2 separate regions of the Homo sapiens genome follow, and region 2 is linked to region 1. Evidence: chromatin loops called from intact Hi-C (ENCODE). Cell type or tissue: heart left ventricle. All regions are shown on one strand.

The links. Hi-C counts contacts between places; a loop is a spot of excess contacts. Peaks named below come from ENCODE experiments on the same cell type or tissue, not always from the same donor. Only the 100,000 strongest peaks of a DNase experiment are listed, where the experiment ranks them.
Region 2: it touches region 1 in a loop (4-fold over the local background); 4 of 110 quality-filtered maps call a loop at or near these places.

Annotation. Positions count from the first base shown.
Region 1 is chr3:40,873,669-40,881,668 of GRCh38, forward strand. All of the region lies in intron 2 of LOC105377043 (a long non-coding RNA gene), which reads left to right. It overlaps LOC124906230 (a long non-coding RNA gene), which reads left to right. Exons shown (of 3, transcript XR_007095887.1): 3 at 825-2,655. Among named protein-coding and RNA genes, the nearest start is that of CTNNB1, 320 kb to the right of the region's middle. In heart left ventricle, no CTCF peak of the experiment used is centred here; DNase peaks (open chromatin) are centred at 4,143, 4,373 and 4,633; H3K27ac peaks cover 2,590 bases.
Region 2 is chr3:40,687,683-40,695,682 of GRCh38, forward strand. No RefSeq gene overlaps it. Among named protein-coding and RNA genes, the nearest start is that of ZNF621, 170 kb to the left of the region's middle. In heart left ventricle, no CTCF peak of the experiment used is centred here; DNase peaks (open chromatin) are centred at 3,219 and 3,589; H3K27ac peaks cover 3,118 bases.

The DNA.
Region 1 (8,000 bases):
ATCCAGATCAAATTACCTGGCAGCTGGGAGAGCAAGGAGATAAGGAAAGGCAAGCTTAGGAGAAGTTCAGTAGAGTAGCAAAGATCAAATTGTGTATTAAATTTTCCAGGAACTAAAACCTTGCTCCCTCTGCAAACCCAGGGGAGGCACCTCCAATCAGTCAGCACCAAACAGTGTTCCCAGGAGAAAAGCAATGCCTTCAGCTTCTACTAGGAATTAAGAAAACAGAGTACTGAGACCAATTTATTATCACGCAGTTGGATGATAGGAAAATGAAAACAAAGGTTAGAGGTGAACATTATAGAGGAGCCGAGTGGCCAATGGCCAGAGAAACTTCAGGCAACAGAAGGAACACTGGGCTGAGCAAAAGACTTGGATTCTTGTTCTAGCTCCATCTCTCTCCCTTTGAAAATGCACTTGAACCCCTCTGGGCTTTATTTTTTTTTATTTATTTATTTATTTATTTATTTATTTATTTATTTATTTATTTATAAAATGGTGGGGTGAGGATTTCTTCAAGCTAAGATCTTCCTGGCTTGAAGCTCTTAAAATTTCTTGTTACTGCAGTCTTCCTAAGACATTCCATCTGATGGTTTATTCTTTTGACTCTGCCATTTTACTCAACTAAACCTCAAAATTCTTGACTATGGAAGCCTCCAGAGGTGTTGTTAAAGCTTTAACTCTTTCATTAAAAGCCATGTGACTTGCTTTATCCAATGGGAGGTTAGTAGATGTGACACAAACAAATGCTCGAAAGAGTACTTGCATGTTTCCATTTACGTTTCTGTTCTTGCCTTCTGTCATCACCATGACAACATGCCCAGTCTGGCTCCTGGAGGATGGGACACACAACGTGGGAACCGGCAAGTCACCAGAGTCATCTCAGCCAAGATCAACCAATAGTCAATTACCAGGAACGTGAGAGAATTCTGAGACCAGGACTGCTCAGCCACCTCTGCCTAAAATACCAACACACAGAACAGTAAAGTGAATGGATGTTTATTATCCTAAGCCACTATATTTTGAGATTGTACCTCATGCAGCACTATTATGACCATAGGTGACTGATATAAAAAGTAAGGAATTATGAATCATAAGAAAAAGATGAACCAAGGAAAGAATCAGCTTTGAAGAGGTGGTAAACTATGGGAGTTGGGTATGCTTTTCTGCAATGATCTTGTCTTATTTTCTTTTTTTTTAAAGGAAGGCCTACCTGAATAATTCTGTGCAGGAAGATAAAAGCAAGATTAGAGTGAGACCTATTCAGGGAGGTGTCATTTTGTGAGCAGTTCATGACCATACCCAATAATCAGGGTCTGTCTACATATCTGAATTTTAATCCTTACATATATGGCCTTAGATGAACTAAAATAATTATAAGAAGTTGTGTCATTGTAGACTTCTATTAATAAACATATACCTACATATATACATGTTTATGCACAAGAATCAGCCTGTATAGGCATATTTACCTAGGCATATTCATTGCATAGTGCTCTCATGGTTGTGACTTGGGTGGGTGTAGCAAAGTGACAGGCCAGGATCTCACCACATAGGAAGAACTTTGGTCTGGCCAAGACAGGGCCAGCTAGTGGCCTCCCTGCCATTAGCTCTGTCTGCCACCCAAGACAGAAGAAGCCAACAGTCCAAAGGGACATAGCAGCTTCATTTTGGTTCTAGTTAGTGGTGCCATAGAAGAGGAACAGGCAGATAGGATCTCATCTAGGCCATGAGACAAGCAAGAGTTCTCAAGAAGGGTAGACTCTTAGAAACAGGAGGCCAGTGAGACATGGATCTAAGAGGCATAGCCAGGTAGAAGCAGCCCTAGTCAATGGCTAGAAGTATAATATCCCAATAAAAGAGGCATTCTTAGAAAGCTGGGCAGCATCTCAGGACCACACATGATTGGGGAAAAGGGGTTGGTGAGGGGCAGACCCAGCCAGTTAGGCCTGTAGGTGCTGGGACAGGGTGGGGGATGCATTGTACCCACAGAATAAAGCCATAAGGGTGAATAGCAAGAGCCACATTGTGGATCACCCTGGAGCAGGTGTCAGAGTGAAGCCTGACATATGGAAGCTCTAGGAACACAATGGTAACCAGGGGAATAGAGGAAGAAAGAGAGGTTTCAAGGCCTCAGTAAAGCTGAGACTCAGGAACAGCAGGTGTGCACAAGTGCTAAGTGGTCTGGATTAATTCACGAGCTGGGTGCCAATGCCTGGCTCAGCTTCTATGGGCTCCTGGAGGATCCTTAAGAGGTGATAAAGTTCAGGTAAAGACAGTGGACTGGGACCAGGCAGAGCCTGGGATCCTGGGGTCATATCCAGCCCATTACCAAATCCTGTCAATTAAACTTCCAAAATGTCTCTGAGATCTGCCTGGGGCTCTCAGCATCTTTCCCACCATTGTCTCTTGTCTTGATTTAGGCAGTGGTCCTTACTTGTCTTCCTGTACGGCTGCCAGAGGGGAATTTTAAATATATAGTTTGGATTGCATCATTCTCCCTGTTTAAAACCCTCCAAGGCTTTCTGGATTCTTTCCCAATAGTTTCAAACACTTTACTCTGAGCGTCTTTGTCCCATGCATGCCATTCTCCCCCTTTCTTGCAGCTGCAGACACAGTGACCAGGCCTTGGTTGTATGATGCCTCCAGCTCGTTTCTAAGTTAGGACCTTCGCTTTTGCTCTTCCCTTTACCTGTAGGCTCTTTCTCCCGCTCCTCATGGGGCTGCCTCTTTCTCTTCATTCAGGCCTCAGCCTCAGTGCTACTTCTTTAGTGATGTCTGCCTGCGTTACCCAGTCTGAATGAGTTTTTTTTAACTTCCTATTCTACACATTTATATAGAAATAGAAGTGGCTTAGAATCCCAGGCCTTCCTCCCTGCACTGATCCCATGTCCTGGGTCTCCATTACTCTTCAGGTTAGGTATGAGAAAACTGGGAGGCAACAAGACAATATGTGTGACCTAGACTTCATGGAATTAAGTAAACATCAAACATTAGCAAAGCCACAATTTGTGGTCAGAGAAAAATTGCTAGAACCAGAGGGACATTCAATAGTGGAAGACCTAAAGTGACCACAGGGGCAAGGGCCTTGAGTGATCAGAATCCTGTTGGCAACTGACAGCCTGGATGATATTCCTTGTCCTGCTTGTCATCAGGGAGGCTCAAGCCCCTCCGCCCTGCCGCCACCTCTGCAGGGCTGAACACAGGCACTTTGTATAGGGAAACTTCAAAGACATTTTTCAAAAAGCAAAACCAGAGTGCACTTATATCTCAGAAAAAATGAGCTCCACTTGAATTTCCAACATTTCACAGATTTATGCAATCACACTTAGGTACCAAAATAACAGAGCAACAGAAATAGAGTTACTGAACTGTAATCAAGACAGAAAGTCTCCATATTTTAAATACTGGACATTGAACAACTTCTGTATTTAGCAACCCAGCTCAGACACAAGAAAATGATCAATCCAATGTGAGTTTGTTTATACTGATTTGGGAAAAGCCCCTTCATGGACTGTTGAAGGAAGTAAGATAAAGATGGAACCAGGGCAATGTGAGGAGATTCCAGAGCAGACATTTATCCTCAGCCTCTTCTGTCGAAAAGATGCAACCATTCCTTAAGAAGGAGGGATGGGGAGTAACCACTAGACCCATAGGGGTTAAGCCTACATATATTTTGTAATTTGCTCACATGTATTTATGCATCTTAATGTGGGCATAATTATGAATTTAATACATGCACTTAAATAGAATTTTCTGAAGACATTGCTTTAGTGACTCTTAAATACTGGTTCCAACAGTAGGAAGTTCAAGTGCAATGGAAGGGCAGTAAAGGGAGACACTTTGGAAGTGGGCAGTATCTTGCACTGTTATTGATACCATCTCAAGGAAGCAGCCTTCTAAACTGCTGCTGGATAGGGCCAATTCTGCTCGGAATACTGTATAGTATATTGCAAATGGGATTAGTCTGCTGAAAAGCTAACCCTATGTTCCAGGAAATTTGACTTTCCATCACAAATGATGCTAAGATCAGGCCCCATGCCAGAGGGAGAATGGCCTGAGTGCCAGGCATTCACCCGAAGGGCAAGGTCTCTGGAGGCTGCTGCACATTCTACAGGGCGGAGTCAGAGCCCTTGCTTGGAAAGGGGACTCCTGAGCCCTGGCCTTGGGTGTGCCCCACCCCACCCCCATTCAGCTTGCACCTTCCCTCCCCCATCTCCTAGTCCCAAGGCCAGGCATCTAGAAAAGCTCTCTCCTTGTTTTATCTGGCAGAACTTTGGGACAATAATTGGACTGAGTTCAACTGGCCAGGAAACCAAAGCCCAACAGAAAAATGCCTCATGAGTCCTGCCAACCTCCTGCTCCTTGCCAGGCCCAGTGCCGGACAAACAGCCCTGCTAGCGTTTGGGTTTGCGAGAGGAAGTACATTCCGTATGTGGAAGCTACATAATGGAAGTTATGTACTTTTCGGGAACTGTATAAGCAAGCACAACTGCTGCTCCCATTATGTGGCTCATGAAAGAGTTTTCACCTCCTGGGCTGGAAGGGAGTTGGTCTGTCTGCAACAAAGGCGTTTGCCTCTGTGGCTTTCTGAAAAAGAATGTGTGCGCTTGTCAAAACAGAACTTTCCTGCGTACTTGGAAGAGTGGGCCTGTCTGCCTGCCAGAAAGGAGCAAGGCTCAGTTTGGTTAAAAAGGGAAAAAAATTCCACTAAGCAGCCCCATTAGCCACTGCTCAGAGCAGCCTTCTTCTCTCACAAAGACATTTGTTCACTGTTGCAAAGCCGGCTTCCCTAGCAATTTCCCACTACTGCAGTTTGACTCGGCTGGAAGGTGGAGAGCTGGCATTAGGGATGAGTGTTTTCCCATCATGGAAAGGTTAAACAAAACTTTTCTCTGTGGTGGTCCAGAGCCCCAGGGCTCAGAGAAATATGAATACTGTGTTGGTAAATGCTCTCACTATGTTTTTCCGATCATTTTTTTTTTCTCCAAAGTAGGCTGCTGTTATTCCTCTAATGGTAGTGGAAAAACAGATGCAAAGATAACCTGACCTGGAGCGAGGCTTTGAAAACCCACTTGAGTTTTAATCAGCTGATTGTGGCAATGTGGCCCTCCTCCAGAAATTTGCTCTTGGTTGACCCCTGCCTATGCAGCCATAATAGCATGTTCAACCAAAGCAAAGCCCAGGGTTCAAATCAAGTATGACTCTATGAGTAAAGTAAATCACACCAATTTTTTCTACAAAGATGTTCTAACTTCAGTGTGACTGGCAAACATTCACTTCCAGGACCTGATAGTTCCATTTCCTTAGTGGCTCCAGGTTCCCAAGGGAATCTTCATGAAATTCAAAATTGGACCTAGAAGAGGCCATCCCATCCTCCTCTGTGAATGGATCATGTTTTCTCAAGACAGGTCTCCACAATAGAACAATTGAGACTACATGTCTATTTTAAGCCCTTGATTGTGAGAATTGCATCCATTTAATTTGAGTAGTTGGGTTAACTTTCCCTAGCCAATGACAATTACCTCCCTGGCTCCTGGGTAGAAAGGAAGAAAGAAGGCAAGCAGAACCTGGGGCTAATCTCACAATGACCTTGTTCTCTGTAGTTGCTTTGAGATGCCACAGCCCTCAAGCAACTGCCTAAATTTCACCAATGAAAGTCCTGGTAGCATGGAGGGCATTTCAGATTGAATTCCTAAAACTATCATTGGGGGCTCCAGGACAATAATTAATATTATTGCAGCTGAGAATTATTCTTTAATCAATTTATGCAAACTTGCTTAGATGCACGTGGGAGTTTCTGTTAAATAATACATGCAAACTTACAAATGGTTTATCAGTATCAGTAACTCAGACCTGTGAAAGTGATTGCTTTGCTTTGTAAAAACATGCCTGATTCCTCGGAGGTCTGAGGACTAGCATGGAACACAGTACCTGGCCAATACCATGGACTATTTTATCCCAGGCAAAACTTCATCTGTACTTGAGAGGTTAAAAATCAACAACTGGGTATAATGATAATTAGGGACAATAAATGGAACTTCAGGAATAACCTCCTGTGTTGTACCTGCTGATCTCCAAGAGGTGTCAGCTGCTTGGAGTACCCTGTGGTTCATGACAGTTTTGGGATAAAACATAAAGTCAATAGTAAGAAGCTACAAGTGGGGCCAGATTGTAATTCAAGAAAAGTATGTTAAATTTAAGAAAAACAACAGCATGCATTTAGTAAGTATGCATTTAACGTGAGCTAAGAAGATGCTGTGAGTATTAGGTGTCTCCTCAAATTAGCAAGAACACAACATTCCCTAAGCAGTGTTCTTTCCAGAAATAATTAAGCCTGGATTTAATCATACATCTAGATCTAACTACCAGTTTACAGGAAATTCAAGAGATAGAGGAACACGCTAACCAACATTATAAGGAAGAAAGAAGCCAAAACCAGAATATGAGGAATTCTATGGGACAGAGAACCTGACTCCTTCAATACAGGCATACCTCAGAGATGCTGTGGGGTCAGTTCCACACCCTTGCAATAAAGCAAATATTGCAATAAAGCCAGCCACACAAAATTTTTTGTTTCCAAGGGTATACAAAAGTTATGTTTCCAATATATTACAGTCTATTAGGTATGCAAAAGCAATGTCTAAAAAGTACATACTGGGCTAGGCGTGGTGGCTCACGCCTGTAATCCCAACACTTTGGGAGGCCGAGGCAGGTGGATCCCCTGAGGTCAGCAGTTTGAGATAAGCCTGGCCAACATGGTGAAACCCCATCTCTACTAAAAATACAAAAAATTGGCGGAACATGGTGGTGCACACCTGTTGTCCCAGCTACTTGGGAGGCTGAGGCAGGAGAATGGCTTGAACCTGGGAGGCGGAGGTTGCAGTGAGCCGAGATCGTACCACTGCACTCCAGTCTGGGTGACAGAGTAAGACTTCATCTCAAAATAAATAAATAAATAAAATAAAAATAAAAAGTACGTACATTAATTTTAAAATGCTTTATTGCTAAAAAAGAGAAAAAGTGCTCATGATTGTCTTGAGACTTCAGTGAGTCATAATCTTTTCGCTGGTGAAGGGTCTTGCCTCAGCGTTGATGGCTACTGACTGATCAGGGTGGTGGTTGCTGAAAGCTGGGGTAGCTATGGCTATTTCTTAAAATCAGACAGCAAGGGAGTTTGCTGCATCAGTTGACTCTTCCTTTCACAACAGATTTATCTGTAGCATGTGATGCTGTTTGATAACATTTTACCTACAGTAGAACTTCTTTCAAAATTGGAATCAATCCTATCAACTCCTGCCAGTTCGTCATCAACTAAGTTTATGTAATATTCTCAATTCTAAACATTCTGAATCCCTGTTGTCATTGCAACAATGTTCACAGCATCTTCACCATAAGCAGATTCTTTTTTTTTTTTGAAATGGAGTCTTGCTCTGTTGCCCAGGCTGGAGTGCAATGGCGCCATCTTGGCTCACTGCAACCTCCACCTCCTGGGTTCCAGCAATTCTCCTGCCTCAGCCTCCCAAGTAGCTGGGATTACAGGCATATGCCACCATGCCCAGCTAATTTTTGTATTTTTAGTGGAGACAGGGTTTTACCATATTGGCCAGGCCAGGTCTTGAACTCCTGACCTCTTGATCCATCCACCTAGGCCTTCCAAAGTGCTGGGACTACTGGCGCGTGAGTCACTACACCCAGCCACCATAAGCAGATTTTATCCCAAGAAACCACTTTCTTGGCTCATGCATAAGCAGCAACTCCTCATTCATTCAACTTGAATCATGAGATTGCAGCAATTCAGTCACATCTTCAGGCTTCACTTCTAATTCTAGTTCTCTTGCTATTTCTTTTTCTTTCTTTTTTTTTTTTAAATAGAGATAGGGTCTCACCATATTGCCCAGGCTCATCTTGAACTCCTGGGCTTAAGCAATCCTCCCACCTCAGCCTCCCAAAGTGCTAGGATTACAGTCGTGAGCCACCGTGCCCAGTCTAGTTCTTTT
Region 2 (8,000 bases), 190 kb before region 1:
TGGATGCCTCTCTTGCTTAACAAAATGTATTATTGGTTCTCCTCTATTGTCTCCTTACTTTTTTGTGAGCTTCATAAGGACTGAAATTAGCTTCTGTTTGACTTTTGATCCCTGGGTTAGTACCTGATATATTAAAGGAGTTCAATAATGTTTGTTGAATAAATGATAACAAAGCTACTATAACCTTCCTTCTTAAGCTGGTCACCACAGATGCAGGCCTTGAGATGAAGATTGGTATGCAGGTGGTTTGTTAAGAAACTGCTTCCAGTAGAACTAGTGTGGGAATGGGAAAGAAAGACAGGGAAGGGAGGGAAGTTAGTAAGGGGTGGAATGTTAGGCAAAGACAGCAGCTACAGCCTAATCCTATAGGGGAACTCTGAAGTGTAAATTATCTCTCAGAGTTTGTCCAAACTTGAGGCAAAGGAGCTAAGTTTATGTAGTCCAGCACTGTCGGTCACTGGCTAAGGTCTGATCTGGGATTGAGTAACCAACCACCTTAGTTGGTCCAGGACTATCCTGGCTTTAGGACTGAAAGTCCCATGGCCCAGGAAACCCCTCAGTCTGGGGAAAGCCTGGACATGTTGTAACTGAAATACTTGCAGCTATCTGCTTGTGGGAAAAATGGTATCAAGAGCCCAAGGAAAGTCCTTGGAAGAGAGAAACAGCTGCAGTCATTAGATGCTGTGTTAGGAAGAATAATGGCTCTGAAACCTGTCCACATCTAATCCCGGGAACCTGTGCATTATCTTAATGGATAGCTTGAGTCCAGGAGTTCAAGACCAGCCTGGGCAACATGGTGAAATACCATATCTACGAAAAGTACAAAAAATTAGCTGGGTGTGGTGATGCACACTTATAGTCCCAGCTACCTCAGAGGCTGAGGTGGGAGGATCACCTGAGCTGGGGAGGTTGAGGCTGCAGTGAGCTGTGATCATGCCACTGCACTACAGCCTGGGTGACAGAATGGAACCCTGTCCCCAAAAAAAAAAAAAAAAAAAAAGACCTTGCAGATGTGATTAAACTAAGAATCTTGAGATAGAGAGATCATCCTGGGTTATCCAGGTGGGTTCAATGCAATCACAAAGTCATTATATGAGAAAGAGGGAGGTGGATGAGTCAGAGAAGATGATATGATGACAGAAGCAGAGGTCAGAGTGATTTGATTGCTGGCTTTGAAGATGGAAAGGGACTGTAGGCAGCCTCTAGAAGCTGGAAAAGACAAGGAAATGGGTTCTCTCCTAGATCCTCTAGAAGGAATGTAGCCCTGCCAACACCTTGATTTTAGCCCCATGGGACCCATTTGGGACTTCTGATTTCCAGAACTGTTAGATAATAAGTTTATGTTATTTCAAACCACAAAGAAGGTGGTGGCCGGGTGCGGTGGCTCACGCCTGTAATCCCAGCACTTTGAGAGGCCAAGGCGGGTGGATCACCTGAGGTCAGGAGTTCGAGACCAGCCTGGCCAACATGGTGAAGCCCCGTCTCTATTGAAAATACAAAAATTAGCCAGGCGTGGTTGTGGGTGCTTGTAGTCCCAGCTACTCAGGAGACTGAGGCACGAGAAGCACTTGAACCTGGGAGGCAGAGGTTGCAGTGAGCTGAGATCATGCCACTGCACTCCAGCCTGGGAGACAGAGTAAGACTCTGTCTAAAAAAAAAAGGAAAAGAAAAAGAAGGTGGCAATTTGTTACAGAAGCAATAGGACAAATACAAAGGCAAAAGCTCATTGAAGCTGGGGGAGATGAACAGAGACTCAGTAAAAGGGATCTGAGGGGGATCTGGGCAGTGTCCCAACAATACTTGTTCCCTCCAAATCAGAAAACTCCATCAGAGAGACAAAGCTTTCAATATTGACTACTGATTTAAAGTTTTGACTCTCTGATGGAGTTTTCTGATTTGGAAGATCAGAAGTTGACCATCAGACTAGGGAACTATAGCATAGAGATTAAGCCATGGGATCCGGAGTTTGATGCCCATTGAGTAAGTCTTGACTTTCGGCATTTTTAAACTCTGTGAACTTGGCATGTTACCAAAGCCTCTCTGAACCTTAGTGCTTCATTTGTAAAACTGAGATAATAACAAAACTCAAAAGGTATTCTAAGGATTAAATGAATATGCTTGTAAAGTTCCTGGCATACAGTAAAATCTCAATGCAGATATTACTGGTAGCACAGTGGGATCCCGTCTCTATTTAAATGTTACATTCTAAAGACAGTATAAGGTAAAAATCAAGATTGGTGACTATCAGGGATTAAAATCATTTAACTTGCTCAGAAGGTACAGTATGCAGGGTTTAGTGTTCACAACCTTGTAAATATGTACATATGAGGGTTTACTCCTCACCACCATAGAAACTTCATAATACTGAGTCCAAGTGCAAAACAATGTTACAGTATTTTCAATTACCCAGAAGAGGGAGGGAGTTGTTGAACTGTGCAATGGTTTACTCTTTAGCATTTGTTTCAGTCCATGGTTTATTTAAAGGGTGACTTTCACCTTCATTTGAATTTGCTCTTTTTCTGGGATCTTTGTTAAGCCCAGCAAAGTCACCCATTGTACCTGTGCCTGCCTTCTCTTCCCAAGGTTACCTGGGGGTATTTTCCCAGCCTTTTGATATGCTAAGCAGTCATAATTGGAGAGAGTTTAATAAACAACCATTAAGCTGCTCTTAGAAGTGTTCAAATTGGTCTAACTAGCAACTATCTAATAATTAATGAAGACCAGCTGTAACTGTAAAGCCATTTAGTGACCCAGATCAGTTTCTGCCAGATCCAGAAACAGCCCTACAAACCCCCTTCTGTTATCAAGATGGCAACTATTAAGGTGGGCTATTACCTGGGGTCTTTTATTCATTTCCATTAGACAGCAGGGGCTGAAACTCAAGTCAGCTGATGTGAAATCTTTTAAACAGCTCTTCAAGGAGGTCAAAGCCATTGATTATATTAGGGGGTAGGACTCATCTAGAGGTCGGGTATCTGTGGTCAGTTCTGTCCTCCCCATCTCCCCGACCCAGGTCACACAACACAGAGCTGTTGGACATCCTAGCAGGGCTTTCCTCTATATTTCAAGTATGCTGCTGGTTTGAGCTGACTCTTTTAAAACTTGGAGCTTTTCCCCCCTGGGTGAAATGGTGAGAGAGAAGGGGAGGAAGCCAGGGGGGAGGAGAAGGAAGTCCTTGGCTGAGCTGCCTGGTGCTTGGTGAGGAAGGGAGTGGGTGTGGGCGAGCTTGCTTCACTCTGAGGCCCTGCCAGCTCCTGGAAACGCTGCTGCTCTTTCTGAAAACCCTCCCTGAGGACAACCAGTTAAAACAACAAAAAACATCAATCAAAACTTATGGGGTTATTTTAAGGCCAAAGGGAAAGTAGATGAAAAAGGAGGTGGGCAGGAGTGGGAACTCGACCCACCTCCTTCCATCCCCGCTCCCAGAGCCTCAGTTCATAGCTCTTTACTCCCTCCCCATGCCTCCCCATTCCCATCTGCATCGACTGTGCTGGAACCTGGCTCACCCCCCTTGTTCTCCAGATGAACTGCCCTGTCTCTGCCTTGCCTTAGGCGGGGCCTTTGGGGATTGAGCTGTGTTTCTCTTCACTGTGTGTTGAACTTGGCAGGTGCAGGCGCATCTCATTCCAAGTCAAACTACCACCTTTCAGAAAGGAGGGCTGGGCCTGGAATCCATGGCTTGGGAAGGGCCCTGTGTACAACCACTGACCGTTGGAAGTGAATATTGTCCTTCTCCACCACCCGTGCCAGGCCTGCCACTGGTCATGACTGGGAAGGGAAGAAACAGGCATTTGGGGCTGAAGGTCACCCTCCCGCTGACCTATCAGAGGAACCTGGAGGTTCTGTGGGCAGTAAGAGTGGGGTCAGCTTCCCGGCCAGAAGTTCAAGTAGCCCCAGCGAGTCATCTGTTGCTTTAGACAAATAAGTGGTTGTTGGCCATGCTGATGCCACTTTGGCACATACCTGAGTGTGCAGAGCCAGTTTAAGAATGAGGTCTTGTTTCCCAAGAACCAACCCTCCTGCCGGAAATGTCTGGAAAGACAATGAGTGCATTCAGGAAGTTTTTTTCCCCTTTTCCCATGGTTCCCTGCAGCTGTCATGGGAACTGTTGCTCCCATGCAGAGAAGCTGCTCACCAAGGACTGGAGAGGCCAGCCTGCAGATCAGAGAAGCAGAGAGACTTCCAGACAGTTTCTCATTTGAAAATTGTTTCCAGAGGGTGAGGTCTCTTGTCCACTCCACCAGTGTCAATGACTCTCTGATAGGTCAGAGTAGAGGTCTAGATGTCAGCCCCACCACCTGCTGTCTGTGTGACTCAGGGAAAGGACCTAGCCTCTCTCTGCCACAGTTTCCTCACCTATGAAATGGGAATATTGCCCCCACATAAGTGTGAAGGTCAGAGGTAGTAACTGTTGGAAAGTGTTTACTTGGCTGATATTTTAATCATCCCTTGTTCCAATGTCACAGAATTTTCACATTCTCTCTTCAGCTTCATAATAGTCTCATGAGGTAGGAAGGGGAAGGGTGTGTAAAAGTAATTACATTTTGTTTTAAAGTTTGAAGGGCTTTGCCAATGGAAATGATGATATTGGCAGCTCACATCTGGCACAGAGAAAATGACCCCAGCAGTTTTTGTGCCCATGTTGGGTATGTTTTCTATTTTTCTGGTAATCTTACTATGAAACAAAAAACTCCAGTATAGGTAGATAAGGTTGTGCATTTTTCAAGACCCTCCAGGGCTACCAAGGATGAGTGACCTGGTATAGGGCAAAGAAGTCCTCTCTACCAGTGCTATCCAGTAGACAGATGATGTAAGACACTATAAAAGATAATATGAAAACACTATAAAGACAATATAATTAAAATAATGTAATTTTAGTTTTAAATTTTCTTGCAGAATTTTAATTTTAAATTTTCTTGTAGAAACATCAAAAAACTCTTAAATGGTAAAATTAATTTTTATAATATATATTTTTAATTCCATTATATTAAAAGCATTACCATTTCAACATGTAACAATATAAAAATTATTAGATACTTTATATTCTTTTTTCTTACCAAGTCTTTGAACTCCTGTGTGTATTTCACACTTACAGCACACCTCAATTCCAATGCTAAAAAATAATCATTGGAATTCTTAATTGCATTTCAGTTTCACAAACTTTATAGTTGCCAGAATAGATTCATATACTCAAGTGGTTCCACATATACTTAAAAGTTTTACAGTAATGGAATCACATATCAGATTTTAAATATATATTTACATTAATTAAAATTAATAGAATTTGAACTTCGGTTCCTCAGCCACTCTAGTGACATTTCAAGTGCTTAATAAGGACGGAGCAGGAGAAGTATCAGCTAGGCTGTTTTTTTGTTCACTTGTATTTCAATACTTAGAATTATCTTCAATAACTGTTTCTTTGCAGGAATGTTTTTAGTATTCATCTAAAACTAGCCTGTATACTCAGCCTATCCACTTAACCGGTCACACTGCAAGGCAGCGTGAATAATGGAGTTCTACTGCCAGCCTCTGCATACTGTGAACGAGTCAAGCCACAGAGCCCGAGTGACATCTGGCTGACATAGTGACTGAGGGAGACCTCCAGTGTCAATTCATATATTAAATAAAGTATTAATTTCTGTCCTTTTTTGATAAACAGAAGTGGATGATCTAACATTCTCTTCCCATACACCTGTGGATCACCTTTGTACACCATACTTGAAAGATCATGCTTGGAACCCTACCGCTGTGGTTGCTTCAAACTTTCTCTGAGCTGGGGCTTTAGTCCTAGACTTTCAGGGAATAAGTAGTGTCTATTCTGGGCCATTTTCCTTCTGACCTCCTCTCTTCCTCCCAGAGTTCCTTGGTTGTTTTTTTAAGCACTATGTAATACATTCATTTATCGGGTTTTGTCTTCAGATTTTTTTTTTTTTTTTTTTTTAAGAGACAGAGTCTTGCTCTGTATCCCAGGCTGGAGTGCAGTGGTATGATCATAGCTCACTGCAGCTTTGAATTCCTGGGCTCAAGGGATCCTCCTGCCTCAGCCTCCGAAGTAGCTGGGACTACAGGCTAACACCACCAAGCCTGGCTAATTTTAATTTTTTTTTTGTAGAGATAGGGTCTAGTTATGCTGCCCAGGCTGGCCTTGAACTCTTGGCCTCAAGCAGTCTTCCCAGCTTGGCTTCCTAAAGTGCTGGGACTACAGGTATGAGCCATCATGCCTGGCCTGACTTTTTATTAACTGTCATCTACAACAAAAGCAAAGAAAAACAACAAAATATTTCCAACAGAAGTCCCCAAAAGATGGCCAAGTTTTCACTTTAGAATTTGACCTAATTTTGTTCTTTGAGGATAAATTGTACAGTAGTTTTCCCCTGTCACTCATATTTGCCTAAACACTTTGGCACTCGAATAGGATACCATCATGGGAACTTGTGCTTATGTTTCCAGTATTTGTAGTATTCATTGTGAGTTCCTACAACCCCCGTATTTTTGAGAGTAGAAGTTCCCTCCTCTTTGTGCATGGACTATTTGTTATTGTATCTGTTCAGAGTTCAGTGCTTTGGCAGGGCTGGCCTCCCTGTGTCTTTGCTTAGCAGCATCACCCTGGCTTGGTTCTGGGGGGTCCATTTCTTCTCCAGATTCTCTAAGGGTCCCTCCCCACTCCCACCACTTTTATTTTTCCTTCTTTAGCTATTTTGCTGCTTAAGTCATCTGAGGTGGAACTTTTGGAGTCCTTGGCTTTTTGTGGTATTTTAACACTTATGACCTAAGGCAGGAGGAGCTGCATTTTCGGCTCTTTTCTTCTCTCCCGCTTCCCTCTTGAGGAGGACTCAGATAAAATTCTCTGAGGGAGAGAAAGGATTCTTGGCAAACTATCAGAACTTTCTTCTTCCTTTTTGTCTCTAATTGTATAAACAGAATATTCCAGAGCCCTGCAATGTTATTTTCCACCAATACCTCATGAAGAATACATTTTGCTAAAGGAAATCTAGAACATTCCTATCCAAGCTCACGTGGGCTTCCAGCATATGGGTGACTTTAGCTTGGCTGCACTGGGCCCTGCTCAGAGGCTGAGGCCTGTTTTGCAAGTTAAATGGCCTAGGTCTTGTTTCCAGATTCCATAATCAGCTTTATTCCACAAACCTCTAACATTATTTTATAAGCCAAGAGGTAACTCCTTAATGCTTCTGCTTATTTTCTCTTCCTAGTTCCTCAATTTAAAATATAATTATTCCTGTAGTTTCAGTTCCAGCTTTATCTTCCCAGGGAAGAAACTCCCAGCTGGGAATGGTTGAGCACCACTTGGCTTTTTTAGAAATTCTCTTTTATAAACACTGGTCCAGGGTCAGGATTTGCACAAATCTTTATGCATAAAGACTCCTCTCTGGCTTAGCTGATGACTCTAGGATTCCCATGATCTTCCCCCCACAGCCCACCTCCAGTAGTCCTATTGCCAAGAGGCAGAGCAGGGGCAGGGCAGGAGGGTGGCAGTGGAGCCAGGGCAAGGGACTAGAGCATCCGGATTTCCACCAACCATGCATCAACCTCCCATCTGCTTTGTAAAAGGTTTTCTAGGGTTAATTATTAGTATTTTAAAATAGTCATCTTTTTATTTATAAATAAAGGCTATTGCTGCTTTTTGTGATTTCCATAGCAGCCTGTAGCCTACCCACAACAGAAACTGGAGGTGGATCAAGCAAAAGAATAAGTGAACATTTACCTATTCATTTAGCAAATGTTGATCTAGAGGACATGCATGATCTATAATACATATATATAGCAAGATATACTGTGCATACTCGCCATATGTAATAGATATACTGTGCGCACAATACATATACTGTGCACACCCCCCATATACAATTGCATATATATAATTGCATGTATTATATATGGCATGTGTGCACAGTATATCTTACTAATCTGTATGTATATGTGTGTATATATACAGTATGTATATATATAGTGTGTATGTATATACAGTGTGTATACATATA